3 separate regions of the Mus musculus genome follow, and all the other regions are linked to region 1. The links are chromatin loops, found by intact Hi-C in ENCODE. Cell type or tissue: gastrocnemius. All regions are shown on one strand.

Evidence for each region. A loop is a pair of places that touch in the nucleus more often than their neighbours do. Peaks named below come from ENCODE experiments on the same cell type or tissue, not always from the same donor. Only the 100,000 strongest peaks of a DNase experiment are listed, where the experiment ranks them.
Region 2: it touches region 1 in a loop (7-fold over the local background); 28 of 42 quality-filtered maps call a loop at or near these places.
Region 3: it touches region 1 in a loop (2.5-fold over the local background); 5 of 42 quality-filtered maps call a loop at or near these places.

The regions. Positions count from the first base shown.
Region 1 is chr11:7,212,943-7,217,942 of GRCm38, reverse strand. It overlaps Igfbp3 (insulin-like growth factor binding protein 3), which reads left to right and starts at 4,020. Exons shown (of 5, transcript NM_008343.2): 1 at 4,020-4,558. The coding sequence starts at 4,153. It overlaps Gm36565 (a long non-coding RNA gene), which reads right to left and starts at 846. Exons shown (of 5, transcript XR_872239.3): 1 at 762-846. In gastrocnemius, CTCF peaks have their summits at 2,074 and 3,009 (motif pointing left); DNase peaks (open chromatin) are centred at 2,075, 3,013, 3,918 and 4,327; H3K4me3 peaks cover 2,519 bases; H3K27ac peaks cover 1,565 bases.
Region 2 is chr11:8,403,585-8,408,584 of GRCm38, reverse strand. No RefSeq gene overlaps it. Among named protein-coding and RNA genes, the nearest start is that of Tns3, 260 kb to the left of the region's middle. In gastrocnemius, no CTCF peak of the experiment used is centred here; a DNase peak (open chromatin) is centred at 2,864.
Region 3 is chr11:8,521,830-8,526,829 of GRCm38, reverse strand. The region is part of intron 13 of Tns3 (tensin 3); the gene reads left to right. Among named protein-coding and RNA genes, the nearest start is that of Tns3, 140 kb to the left of the region's middle. In gastrocnemius, a CTCF peak has its summit at 2,806 (motif pointing right); DNase peaks (open chromatin) are centred at 2,234 and 2,960; H3K4me3 peaks cover 666 bases; H3K27ac peaks cover 2,197 bases.

The DNA of each region.
Region 1 (5,000 bases):
TGGCTGTCTGAACAGAAAACTACTCAGGAGAAACCATCGCAGCCAGGACATTACTATACCAAGCAGAAGCACCCTTCCAGAGAGAGAGAGAAAGAGTCTCCCCAAAATGACTGTCTTTTCTACAGAACATGTCTTATCCCTTTCCCCAGAAGCCTGCCATACACCTCTGTCTTAGTCACTATTCTATTGCTGTGAAGGGACACCATGACCACAGCAACCCTAATAAAGACAAACATTTAATTGGGACTGGCTTACAGCTCAGCGGTTTAGTCCATTATTGTCATGGCAAGAAGCATGATGGGATACAGGAAAAAATGGTGTGGGAGAAGGAGCCAAGAGCTCTACATCTGGACAGACAGGTATCAGAAAAAGAGACACCGGGCCTGGCTTAAGCTTCTGAGACCTCAAAGCCCAAACCCAGTTACATACTTCTTCCAACAAGGCCACACCTACTCCAACAAGCCTATGGGACCATTTTCTTTTTTAAATTAATAATAATTTACTTTACATCCTGATTGTAGCTTCCCCTCCCTCTTTTCCTCCCAGACCCTCCCTCTCACCTCACCTCCCCAAATCTACCACTCGTCCATTTCTTCTCAGAAAAAGGGAGGCCATCTATGGATATCAACCTGCCTTAGCATATCAAGTCGCAGTAAGACTAGGAACCTCTTCTACTGAGGCTAGACACGACAAGGTAGTCCAGTGAGGGGAAAAGGATACAAAGGCAGGCAATTGTAGTCAAAGACAGCCCCTGCTCCTACCTTAAGAACACCACATTAAGACCCAGCTGTGGAGGCTTGAGAGATGGCTCAGTGGTGAAGGACATTGACTGTTCTTCCAGAGGACCTGCGTTCAAATCCCAGCATATCACAACTGACTGTAACTCTCACACAGGCATACATGCAGCTATTTTCACTCAAACCACCACAACCTCTGCCAAACCAGACAGCACTACTTCTGAAGATTCCCAACCTCTTTCCAATGCCATCTCTTCTATCCCACCTACTCCCCAGTACACTTTGCAAGGTCAACACTGTCTCTTCTAAGTGTTTCTCTATGCTCCTATGCCCCTTCTGCTGGCCTCTCTGCTCTGTGAGACTCAAATGCCAGCAATGCTGTTCTGAAGCTTGTTGTAACCTGAGTAGGTTTGTCCTTCCTCTGTTGGGATAACAACACTTGTGAGGCCCCTCTGCTCTCTCTGGCTACACAGCACATGAGCCTTTGGTCTCTGCTGACTTCCTCTGGACTGCCTGTGTCTCCTTTGTACATGGCTTAGTGGTGCTCTTCGGGTAAGTTAAGTGCAGTGCTATTAGTGGTAATGACTTTTGGCAGCTAATGGTCCCTATAAAGTCTGGACTATGTAATTCTGGGAGGTTCAGCCAGCAGATGACCTGAGGGAAGGAAAATGAAGCTTCCTGTCACCACCTGTCCCTGGAGGGAATTCTCAAGCTTTAGGCTGAGTCACACTGAGTCCTGGAAACAAAGATCTTCAGCATCACCTGCCCCTGGGAGTCTGCACCTTCTAACCAAAGGCTAGGAATGGTCAGTAGGAATGACAGCCACGCCAGTCACATTCTGAGAGATATCTGGAGCCTGCTGTCCACAGTGCTAAGGTCTTGAGGCTCTCTGCTTGCTTGGCCAGCCCTGAGCAGAAGAGGAAAGACCGATATGGTAGACAAAGGTGAGATTCCTGCCCACTCTCATTATTCACAGTTGAATGCCCAGTACCATCCCAGGGGAGCAACACATCTCTGTACATGCTACACTCATAACCACAAACACCAGTTTTAAAGTTTGACATAATTAGCCAGCATGTCAACATAAAATTACATTTTCTCCCATCCAAATCCTTCTTGAAATAATCATTTGGGTGGAGGGAAAGGGTGCCCTGAAGTTTTGTCAAAAGAAAACAGCTAAAGGTTAAAACAAAATTCCCCTCATGTCAGTGCCATGGATGTACTTGGCTGGTGCAAGATTTCATGATAAATGAGATGACAGTCGATATAAAACACTTAACCAATCCTGTGCAATCTCGAAGATGCCAGTAAACTCGGGTGGAGGCCTGGCGCTTTGGCGCCCCCTAGGAGTCCCGGGTGGAGCAAGCGCCCATTTCTCAAACTGCAAAGGAAGAATGGAAGAACTCAGTTTATTGTGAAGAGAACCAAGTTGATTTCTCTTTTCCAAGAAGCCATTCACTCTAGGCGTCCCCTGTCTCCTTGCCTGATGATAAATCTGGGTAAAAGTGCTGGACTGCTTCTGTGGGTAACATTGTATCGAACAGAGAGAAGGCCTGCCACATCTAGAATCACTTTTGATACTAAACCTTGTTCTAATTTTGGAGTCAAGGTCTCTGTGGTTATTTAAAGAACAAGTGTAACCCTAGGGGATTTTTTTCTTTCAATTTTCCAATGAAGTCAGAGGCCCTGTTCTTCAGCGTTAGTACATAGGGAAAAAAGAAGGAACAACTGGGACACTTTCTGGTAGACTGTGTTAACTCTAGCCACGACCTAAACTCTATGAGGAAGGAATAATGCAAAAACTGGGGGTGCTGTGTCTTGGCAGCTCTGGCCTTCACGGGTCTCATATTTTTTTCTTTGTAAAGGTCCAAAATTTTATCATTCTTATTTATAGTATCAAATAAGGGAGAACTAAATTTTACTAAAATTAAGACATAATTTTTTTAAAGGGGATATAAATTTGTAGAGAGAGCCACAGATACAGGGAGATGTAAAGACACACGGGTGGATGAATGTCCACTTCACCAGATAAGATATACATGATAGACGGAGGGATATGTGGGGGAAGTCGTCTTAATTTGCTTCCTGCATAAAATTGCACAGATCTCCCCAAAGACAATCTCCCCAGCCTATGGTAAACAACTCAAGAGTATCCAGGAAAGTCTCCTTCCAAGTCGGTCTCTCAAGTTCCCACCACTCATCCACGAATTGTTTTAAATAAATAAATAAACCGCGAAGTCTGTCGATTCAATTCTGGACCACCAGCGTCCTCTGTTGGTCACCTATAGGAGGAGCGTGCAGACTTTGGAGAGACTCGTACAAAAGAACTCAATAGCTGCGCTATTGCGCCTGGATTTCAAGTCAGAATGAACGGATTAGCAAGAACTCCAGTCTGCACTGGAGCACATCAGAAGTTGGTATAGGGGTCCAACGATGACTAAAACTCGTTGTGAACAGTATTCATTTTAAGGGCTGCTTGGCTACTAATCATGCATGCTTCAGTGTCTCAGTAGTTATTTTAACGCAGATGCGTCCGCTAAAAAGATTCTCCCAAACAAGAACTAGAGGAACTTCTCATCTTTAAAAAGAAAAAAACTGTCCTCACTCCTATCTGGGAAAGTGCAACGACGTATTTGAGTATTTTGAGTCCCTACCTCCTTGAAAAGCAAATCCTTTGCGCCCATAGCTGTCAGCGTGAGGTTGTGCGGTGCTGAGACTCTGGGAGCTAAAGTGGCCCGTGGTGCAGATTTAAACCTCGAGCTCTAAGGTTCTCCAGACCTCAAAGTGATCTGCGCGTTCTCGCTGGGAAATGCCTAATACAGCATACCCTACACGAGGAATTCCATTGCGGGAACTTTACAAAGTACACAGGCGCTGAATGGGTCCGGGCCAGCTTCCCAAACATAAACCATCCCTGGAAAGGCCAGCTTAGCCAGCCATCCAGGGGGAGGGGCTATAGGGTCCGGGACGCCAAATTGGCTGGGAGTCATTGAAGGAAGAGAAGACCAGAGTCCCTGGAGTGGCTGGGACTCTAGAGACGCAAGGTGGCCTGGAGCGCCTGTGGTTACCCGTGAAGAGGTGGCCCTGATACAGGGCGTGCGCACAGAGAGCAGGTGCCCGGTGAAGACGCGCGCAGCGCGCCCCCGTCCTCGTTCCCGCTTCGTCGGGAGGCGCGGGCCCCGGAGCGGAGCCTGCGCCGGCCCACCCCCCACCCTCGCCGTTCCGGGGCGTGTCCTCCGCCACCCCGGCTTCTATATATCGGCCTGCGCGCCCGGGCTGCCCAGATGCGAGCTTAGAGCGGCGACTGGGCGCTGAGGACCTGCTTGCTCGCTGCTCCCATCCCGCCGCCTCATCCCGCCGCCTCATCCCGCGTGCTCCACTCCGCTCCCCTCCACCGAGCCGTCCACCCGGCGCCATGCATCCCGCGCGCCCCGCGCTCTGGGCGGCTGCGCTCACTGCCCTCACTCTGCTCCGCGGACCGCCGGTGGCGCGAGCTGGCGCGGGCGCGGTGGGCGCGGGCCCCGTGGTGCGCTGCGAACCGTGCGACGCGCGTGCGCTGTCCCAGTGCGCGCCTCCGCCCACCGCGCCCGCGTGCACGGAGCTGGTGCGAGAGCCCGGCTGCGGCTGCTGCCTGACTTGCGCGCTGCGCGAAGGCGACGCGTGCGGCGTCTACACGGAGCGCTGTGGCACCGGCCTCCGCTGCCAGCCGCGGCCCGCGGAGCAGTACCCGCTGAGGGCGCTGCTGAATGGCCGCGGGTTCTGCGCCAACGCCAGCGCTGCAGGCAGCCTAAGCACCTACCTCCCCTCCCAACCTGCTCCAGGTAAGCTGTCCCTGCCACGTGCGCCACGCGCAACTCCCTGGGACCCGACGAGGGTGGCAGGGAGTGTATCTTCAGATGTTTGTCTTGGCTCATATTGAAGGTTGGAAAATGGACCCTGGGAGGCGGAGTGAGGCACTGAACCCATTTTTCCTCTTGCTTGGTTCTCAAAGTACAGCTTTTCTTATAAGTTGCAAAATGCGCTCTGTGAAAATAGGTAGAATTCAGTGCCAGGACGAGCGGGTAGCAAGGGAGACTGCCAGTGGACAGATCCCAGTCACTGGAGAGTCTCCTCGCTGAGCGGGGATACCCAGGTTTAGGTCTGTGTAACCCAGCTGTTGACCTGGGTTTTCATTCCTCATAAATTGGGAAGGAGCGCGTCTATCCCAGGGAAGCTTGAGTGTAGGAATCCCGGGTTGGATCCGGACCATGAAGGTATTTGCAG
Region 2 (5,000 bases), 1.2 Mb before region 1:
CTGCTGTCTTCCTCCTGGAACCTCCTGAACACTCTTTCCAATCAAAAAATTTTTTTTCTCCCAAAGAAACCCCTTCCCTCACCTTCAAAGCAATAAAACAACAACAAAATATAAATCCTCTTGAATGAGATGATTTGGTCCAAGGCTTGTTCCTAGACTTGATTCAATGGGGAGCCATGCAACCAAAGTGGTAGGGAAAAGCCTTGGCTCCTACAGCCCCAATAGGCTAGGGTCAGTCATAGTTCCATATGGCAATAGAATAAAAAGGTGGGAAATACTGGATACCAGAGAAAGAAAACTCAATCAATGTGGCTACATTGGGACGAATAAATAAATAAAAGGGTTCAATCACCTCCAGTTTGCCTTAGATTTTAATGAAGGCAAAACTGTGTAACTGAGCAGCCTGGGCCACGTGGTCTGGGTGAGGTCAGCTCGGCTGCTGCAAGGTTGTCTGGAGAAGTCTGTTGGCCAGCCATGCGTGCGGGCACAGATCTGCTTCCCTCAAGATGATCATTTCTGTCTGAGTGCAGTCTCATCCGAATGAGAAATTATCCTCAGTGGGATGAGGGCTGGGGTCCGTCCTGCTCCTGGAATCCAAAGCAATGGCAGGTTTACCTCTGCCTTCACCTTGTTCATGCCTGTTCACTTCATTTCTTGCCTCCAGCCTTGAAGCAGGATGACTGAAGTTATGTAGACAGATACTCTTTGCGTGATTGACACTGACCCAAAGTGAAGGAGACAGACACACCATGCAGGCTGAGAACTAGCCTCTCACACTGCATTCAGTTATCTTGTGTGGCCGAGAGTCAGTGCCATCAGAAATGCCTTTTCTGAGTGCTTGTCATAGGTACATGGATTCTCAGAGCTCTCAGGAGTGACTTCCCTCTGCAGACTTGTCACAGGCTTGTTCCAGTGCTTCTTGTCCACATACATGACTGTGGTCCCTCCCTTCTAGTCCACCTGCTTCTCCCTCAAGGGGATGACTCCCTACCCTTTGTCCCCAGCAGTCCTTTGACCCCTGTTATCTGCCATAACATCTGTTCTTCCTGCTCTTCTCTCCATCTTCTCCATGTCCTGCCCTGATACCTCAGTTCCCAGCCTTGTCTTTGTCCTCACCATTCCTATTGCACTGGTGTCTTGAAGGATACTATTCTTGGGGAAACATGATCAAACATCTACTCACCCCAGAGAGGGAATTGATAGCACACCAAATTAGGGATACTCACAAAATCCAATAAGTCTTATTGGAGTTATTTACAGGAATATGGGTGAAGAGTTACTTACAGGAGCAGAAATGGCTCAAAGACAGCTGTGTCATTAAAACACCACCCCAGCAGGGATGACAGTGCCTGAAAGATGGAAACCTGGCTCTCATATTGTTCACAGATAGGCATTAGCAAACCTGGAATGTTAAAAACACATGGTTCCTTCAAAGAAAGAAATAAATGTTCATCAAGAAGGCTGGAAGCGGATGTGGTGATGAGCCTAATGACCCTTGTGCTTCCTGTGTGTCTGAGACCAAGCTGGACCCTTCCCCAGTGAGCTTGTTTTTTTTTTTTCCCTCCATGTGTAGAACCTATCTTTATGGAAGGTGTCACACGTACTTTACAAAGAGTTTCAATGTAGTCACGTCTGGTCTTTATTTGACTTACTGTGCTCCTCAAGGAGATTTATGTGTGCTTCACTGTGTATGCAGGATGAGTTAATTATCACCAGAAAAGTTTTCCCTAAATCATGCTGTACTTACATATGTCAGAAATAAAACACTTGGGCTCAGACTCCTGAAGTTTGAACCAATACCTGCTACTTAGTTGTGTCGAACCGCACTGCCTTCTTGCTGATGATGTCACAGATCGTCACTCTGCGGGCAGTGGAGGTCGCAGAGACCCCTCTGCTCACTTCACAACTTGCAGGCAGCTCAGTGGGTACCTCTTCCAGGCAACTTAGTGGCTTTCCCTTTTCAGGTGGTTTAGCTGTCGTCTCTTTCTTTCTTCCCAGGTAGCTCAGTGTCTCCAAGGATATTTCAGCAGTCCTAGCAGGTTATGTATGCTAGAGAAGGGAGGGGGCCTAGAGTATCTGGTCAGTTTTAGGGACTTCCTGAAGCCAGTGAGTTGTTAACTTCCAAGTTTAAGGAGCTTCCTGCAGGACCATTTCCCCTCATTCCTTACAAGTCTTACTGTTTCCTTTTCCCTTTAACTTGCAGGGTCTTAGCTTCCTGAGAAGATGTACATTTATCGTAGAGGAAACTGCTACACAGTGTTTCTTTTATTTCATTTTAATTTTATTAAAAATTCTTTTTTGAGTCAAGGTCTTGCGTAACCAATTTGGCTTTGAATTCACGATATACCTGAAGATGACCTTGAACCTCGACTCTCCTCTTGCCTCCACCTCCAAAGTGCTGGGATTGTGCAAAGTTCCAATGTTTATAGATTATACAGTACGTGTGGGAGTGGTGAGGACAGAGGTGTTATCTGAAAAATGCCCTGATTTAAGGCTTTCTATTCTTCTGTAACTAAATAATAATAATAATAATAATAATAATAATAATAATAATAATAATAATAAATCTTTGTAAACTGTTACCACTTTGGAACTTTTAACATTTGGGGTAACCTGAATTTGTTCTCAAGCCATTGTGGTCATTCATATTTGATTCCTGAATAAACTTGTTCTTACTCTCTTGGAGGAAAGAGTTGTATTTTTAGGTGGACACAACAAAATGCTCATGTCTGATCCTACCATGCCGTGCACCTGCAATGGTCATGGGAAAAAGGAGTTCTGTCAGTTTGGTGGGTCCCAGTGTGCGTCTGAGCCCGTGTCTCAGACAAGAGAGTCCGGCAGGTGGCGCTCGCGCTCTTCCAGGGTGTCCAGGGCGCGGGTGAATTCTGCCTGCCTTAGCAGTTACAGAATTGCATGTGCTAATTCCAGGGTGGGAGTTGTGGGAAATCGCCTCGTCCACCACTGAACTGACTGGAGGGCTCCTTCAGGGTGCCACAGGCGAGCTGACAGGGAGACCCTAAGCAAGAAGAACAGACAGGAGACCTCCAAAGTTCACTCTGCGGACCCCGGGGTCACCTGAACTAGTCCTGTCGCTACAAGGGTTACATTCACCTCCACACAGGATGGGCTCAGTCATCAGCCTCCCTCCATTGCATGGATACCAATAGAAGGACTTCTCGTGGGCTCATTTCTTTTCACAAAACCTGCAAACAGCAGATGAAAATCCCTGGGCTGGAAGCCAGCAAAAGAGCTAGTGAGTCTTCTTAGGGAATCCACTCTCCCACTCAGGAGGATTGTGCAAACCGATTCGATTCCTGAGATGTGGTGTGAATTTAAAGTGCAGGCACAAAAGAGAAGTAGGTTGTAAGCAATTGAAGCGTTGTGGTTTAAAGACTACTACCTTCCTGTATAGAAATGGGGAAAGTTAGTCTTTTTAAACTTTAGGGACAAAGCCTTGAGGGAGCAGGCCCTGGTTGAGTGGCTTCTGTGTTTTGCCTCACTCCATCTGGCTACAGATGGAGACACGTCCTAGAGAAGACAATCCCAGCCTAGCAGGGCAGGACAGGTCTGGCTGCCCATCTCCTGGACACTCTGGGAAGCTTACTCTCTTCTAAACCTAAGACCCTCTGCCCAGGACTTCACCATTCCTGGGATAGGGTGAGCTCAGAATGGCTCAGCTGGAGAGACCAGCCCTTGCTGTCAGAGAGGATGGCTGTTTGTGCCTGGCTGCTCTAACACTTTCCTCACAGAGCTCTGTGAGCTCCTGCAACCTCCTTTTGAAGCCGCGCTGTGAACCTGTTTTTCTCCATCCAGAGAGTCTCTTGATGCTTCCTCTTGGTGACCATGAGAGTAGGCTGGGAGAGCATCCAAAGCGGCCATGTCCTCTTCTACAGCAGCCAGGACCTCTATCGGCATTTGCATGCCCCAGTTGTCAGGTTCTTGTGACCCTGACATATAGTTATACCGAAAACTCAAGAATCTATTGATAGTCATCCCTTACGGCTACAAATTTAACTAATTTACACTTTATGTTTTATAATCTTCGTAAAGTGATAGAGTGTGACTGGTCTCTTGTCTGACTGTCTTAGTATATTTCTGGGCTCCTGGTTTCCAGGAGGGTGTGTCCATTGCTATCTTGTTCTGTTTTGACTGCCACACCCTTAGTATCAAAAGCTAGGGCAGTTTGTTTTAAGTTTTATTTTAGAGTATTGGCTCCAAGCAAGTGATTAATACACAATATGCATAAGTTTGTGTAGTTGAAGCAATTAAACCTATGAAGATTTGGAAATAACTACATTCTGTAGGTGCTTAGAGAAATGGGAGATGTCTTCAGAGTGGAACATTACACAGCAAATCAAAATAATACTCCTTAAAACAGTGCAGATTTCTGTCATTAAACTGAGGCAGAGTAGAGATTGAGAACATAAGAAAAAAAAAGTCCCTCATCCTGGAATGTGTTGAACCATCTTTCAAGCTAAAAAATCATGAATGCCAGCACAGGCAACACTGGCTATGAACATTGCCCACAGACATAATAGTTCTTTTGCATTGAAGTCTTGATCGTCTATGTTAAAATAGCTACAAACAAGGGAAATGCCTCCAGGATGGCCAGGTTCCTTCCCTGGTTATTCTCTGAGACTCCTACAGACAAGGCTGTCAGCTTGTTTACAGTGAGCCTCTGCCTACTGTGTTAGTTCACTGTCCCCTGTCATCCATGCAGGCGACTCCCAGGAACCATCCTGTGACCTCAAACACCACCACCGTCCTGCGCATGGCACGTCCTGCGCATGGCACGTCCTGCGCATGGCACGTCCTGTGCATGGCTACCGATTGTAGGTCTGACCTCTGTGAGAAGCCAATGCCCACGCTGCAGGTGTGCCTTAAATTCTTCCCAACACCTCTTAAAATCTACTTTAAAATCTTTTCATGAGTCCTCAACCAACTTCATAGTGGCTCATTCTGAAATTCTTCTATATGGTGAAGCCAATGATCGAACTATA
Region 3 (5,000 bases), 1.3 Mb before region 1:
ATGGATGCTCACTTATATAGTTCTGCAGATTGGAAGTCCAGTGTCCAGGGCTGGTAGGCTCCATATCTAGTGGGGACTTGGTTTCTTATGTATAATAGCACCACGTCCCTGTGTACTCTCCTACAGGAAAAGGGTCTGGAGTCTCTATAGGGGCTAATGGAATTCAGAAGGCTTAGCCTCCTGACTTCATTGTGCCTGAGAGCTCCCATATTCTCCTACTGTCTCCATGGAGTTTAGGGGCTACAGACGTAACCCATAATACAGGTTGGTATATCCCCAAATGCTCTGGCTGCTGCCTGCCTGGCATCTGTTCTCTCAGGGGCTTCTCTGCTTACTTTCTAGAATCTTCTCTTTGCCTCTGACTAGGCCCTCAAGCCTCCTGGTCCTCTTCCTGTCTAATTCAGGTTTAGAAAAGAGAAACTTGAGCATAGACCCTCCTCCACTGCCCAGCTCAGTGGTGGTAGCCTCTCCACCCATAATAGCTGTGGTGCCATATCTGTGTGCTTGCCTCTTTGACTTGCTAAGACCCTTTGGAGCAGAGCCTTCCCTAGACGCCTGGCAGCTGCCTTTGATCTGGTGTTGGAGCCCTCGCCCTCCTGCCCCAGGCTGCTTCTCTCCCCTTCCTTGTTTGTGCAGCTCCAGAGAAGCTGCAGTTAGATCTTTGTAAGAACTGGGGATGGCTTTCCCAAGGATTTGTGGGCCTGGTGTGATATGGAACAGCGTCTTAGTTGTGCTCTTATGGAAACAGAAGCCAGCTATGCTGGAAAACTATGGTGCACAATGTGTGAGATTCAGGCTTGAGGGCTCTGGAGGTGAACTTCATGCCACAGGCCAGCTAGCTCCTCTTGGGTGACTCATTTCCATTAGCCGTGCTGGCACAGAGGAGATTATAGATCCACAAGAGATACTTGGTTTCGATAAGCCGATTTCCTTCCTGTACCCGTTTCCATTCCTCACATGGAATATTTTTAGGATTGCATACTGATTTGATTTACACTTCCTGTGTTTATAATTCTTTTTTGTATGCTCTGCACTTTTTTTTCTTCAGCGTTATCAGATAGGCTGTGGGAGACGTGGAAGCTGACAAGGGTATTTTTCCATCACAGTGTAATTTTTCCTTGCACAGTTCATAGAAGTGACTGCTATGAGGCTGACCTGCTGCCTGTCAGAAATCTGACAGCACTTTTAGTCCATTGTAATCCGACAGAATGGCCACGATCAAAGGACACTCACCCCAGACTGGGTGGCTTGTGAAAGAATTTCTGTTCTCTTGTTCTTGTGGGGCTTGAAGTCTGTATAAGGACAGGGTAATTAGCAGGGCTGGTCTTTCCTGACCTATGTCATAGGTAGGTGGTCTTACCAGAATCATTTCCCTAAGCTCTAACCTCTCTCCCCCCCCCCCCCCCCCGCCCCCTGGCTTTTTCGAGACAGGGTTTCTCTGTATAGCCCTGGCTGTCCTGGAACTCACTTTGTAGACCAGGCTGGCCTCAAACTCAGAAATCCGCCTGCCTCTGCCTCCCAAGTGCTGGGATTAAAGGCGTGTTCCACCACTGCCCAGCCCCAACCTCTTTTTACAAGGATGCCAGCTATAGTTCACCCAAGCCAACCCTGACGGCCTTATTTAAATGCCCTTCATAAAAGTGTCATCTCAAGTAGAGTCACATTCTGTGGTCCTAGAGCTTTTTGATTTGTGGGTATAAAAAGGCATCGGCTAGCCCGCAGTGAGTGTATTCTAGAATGTGTGGTATGATTGACAGTTGGCTGTTGGTGACTGGACACCTTTGCTGGGGTTTCTCACTGGCCATCACTGGTGTTCATGTTCCTAAAGTGGCTGGCATAGGAAGTTAGTAGAGACAAGCTCAGGGCCTGCTCTCGGAGCTTAGACTCACGTGCTCGATTAGCTGAATGGGCAGGCAGGGAGCTAACTGAGTTGACAGACTGGTGTGTGCACAAAGATGAGCTGAAGTCTTGTTATAATAGAATAGACCCTTTTCCCTAGTTAGGTGCAAACGGCAATGGCTTAGCTTTCGACTGTGCTCAGCCCAGAGGGTGCAAGATCAGGAGTCCCAGTCAACTCTCAGATCCTAGTCTGTGGAGCCCGCCTTGTGCCACAGCTCAGAAGCCCCACGCTGCTGGTCCCACTTCGAGAGTTTAGGAAAGAGAAGATGCTGGAACATGCTCTATGCTGGCAGTGCTCCCACGACAGTGAGTGAGCCGAGCTATCACCGATCCTGTGTCCTGGGCTTTGGCAACTCTGGATTTACCCCACATTTCTCCTCTACAACCTTGCCTAGCTCAAAGGAACCTGCGGGCCTCCTTTGCTTCTGCCTGTAACCACCTGGCATGTTGTGCTGTGTGTGCAGTGTACAAGCCCGAAGGCTGCAGGTAGGGAAATGTGTTAGGCTCAGGTATGCTGGTGGTTACATTTCTCACAAGAGATCTGGCAGCCACTGTGACTTGGAAAGGACCCTGCAAGGGACAGAAAATGTGTCTAGATTTACCTCCCAGTGTCTGCCCTGTCACTGGTCCTCTGTGTGAGGAAGCTGCCCTTGGGGTGTAATGGTGGAATGCTGCTTCCAGACCATCTTACTGCTTCTAAAGAGGCACTTTGTCCCCTTAAGCCAATCAGAATCCTCCTTCATTTCAGTGACTGTTACCTTGTGTGCAGACCTGCTGCTCTTTTTCTGCACTGAGACAGGTAGCAGAGATAAAAAGGAGCAGGTTCCGAAGAGGGAATGGCCTAGTAAGTGCCTGGGAAACTCCTGAGAAACAGAGCTCTCTATTATATCTTTTGGCTGGTGACCAGCAGGTGGCGCTGTGACTGGAGACAGCAAAACTGACATTGATATATCTGCCTCTGACCTTTCTTAGTGGACTGCTCCTGTCTTTACAAAGCGCTTTTCACAGAAGGTCAGATTTTGTGATCCTGCTTCAGAGTCCGCTGTGGTCAGGTGCAAGGCCCTTCCCCGGGGAGGTTCCCTGCAGCTTATATAACCTGCTCAGGAATTCACGCTGCTGCAGGCCCGCCAGGAACCTGGCAGAGAGCCTGGGGCTTGAGCCAGCTTGCCCCCTCCCCGTCTCAGCACTTGGTCCAGAGCTTGTAAACATCTTTCCATCTGGCATGCTCCATCTTGCTGCCCTGCCTGGGCAAACCACAGCCACTTGTACTTTGTCTTTATGGTTGCTGGCTTTGTGACCAGTGACTGGGCTTGTGAGTACAGGTGAAACCGCCTTAAGAAGTTGCACAAATAGCACTGGTGTTTGTTGTTTCTAACAGTGGGCACTTGTGTGTGACCAGTGAAAGGTAGGATTGTGTCCCCAAGCTGCCCCAGCATAGGCCCTGGGAATGGATCTCTGTTGTATCTGTGACTGTAATCTTTTGTGATTTTCTGTTTGTTTGTTTGTTTGTTTTTTCTTTGTTATGCTGTGGACTGAGAACTAGGTCAGGTCTTCATCCATGCTGTCATCCGGCACTGTACCTCAGTTGTGTTTTTGTTGCGACCCATATCTGCTCACCCTTTCCTTGCTTTTTGTTCGTGACTTGACAGTGTTAGGACCCCGGAATCACACTCAGCTGGCATGGAGATCATGGCATTATCCGGGATGGACCAAAGTGGGACTTCCATTTCTCTTGGGGATGTTCGAGTGCTCTGTTCTTAGAGAATGTAAGAGGAACTCTGGGTCTCCCTTGTCTGTGCCTAGCACATCAGGAGGAGAGTGGACACTGACTGTCCTTAAGAGCTGACTCACCCAGCTCAGGCACTGTTCTTCCCCAGCCTTCCAAGGGCTGGGACTGCAGCGTGCGCTACACCCTTGGCTTAGGTGCCTGCCTTTACTTAGCTTAAAGACTCAGCTTTTTACCTGGTCCCAGGCTCCATCATCCTAGCATCCAGTTGAAGGTGTAGAGATATCTTTGTGCAAATGTAAGGAAATAAGGTTAGGGCAAGGTTTCCAGACTGTTTACCCAGAGCACAAGTAAAGAAGACCACTCAGACCCTTCCATGGCCCTCGCCACTATCAGCGGGTTTGAGCACCACGATTCCCTTCCTAGAAGCTCACGCTTTTACGTTGATTATTAAATAGTATAACTTGTCCGGTTGTTTACCAGCATGTAGGCATGATTATAGGGCTTGCATGGATACGGACATCTGAAGATGTTCAGCTACCTTATGAAACAGTTAACTGCTTGCATACAACATATGAACATTTCCTACATACTTCAAATAATCTCTAGCTTGCTCATCACACCTGCTAATACAATATAAGCGCCATGTAAATAGTACTCCACAGTGTTTAGGGAATGGCTATGAGAAGAAAGTCTCCATGTGTTCTGAAGTTGATGGAATCTGCAGGTGTGCAGTCTACTGATACGGACAGGCTAGAGTAGATATAATCATGGAGATGTCACAGACAGGTAGATTTGTAAGGCCTCTTAGTACTTAGTAGCTATATATATATATATATATATATATATGCTGTCAAGTAAAGCTGCTGTCCACCTTACAGCGAAGAACGAAAGGTTCCAAGAGGATGAATGCCTCTGGGTAGCGAGTGCTTCTGGTGAGTTGGGGGTCAGTGCAGACGCTCCTTAGGTGGGCTCTATGACAGTCGTCATTCAACACAGTGCTTACCACAAAACTGTGACCATCACATTGACTTGTTTCAAATGACAGTATTCCAGAATCTGACAGCAGAGGATCAGGGTATTTTTAGATACATTCAGTAGAGACGCAAGAAAGTAAGTACATGTTACAGCCAGAGAACCAGAGTGGTTTCAGATTGCCCAGCGATCTTCATGAAATGCTTTCTATCTTTACGAAAGGCCTCTGGGGCCCCTTGTTAAGGCTGTGAGGTCCTTTCTACTCAGCAAGCACAACAGTTCTGATCTTTGACCACTGTGGCTACAAAGATTAAAATTGATACTGATACTCAGTGGTTCATTATTGGACCTTCATGTAGGTGACAGAGGTCACCAGATCAGGGTCTTAGCTAAAAGGACT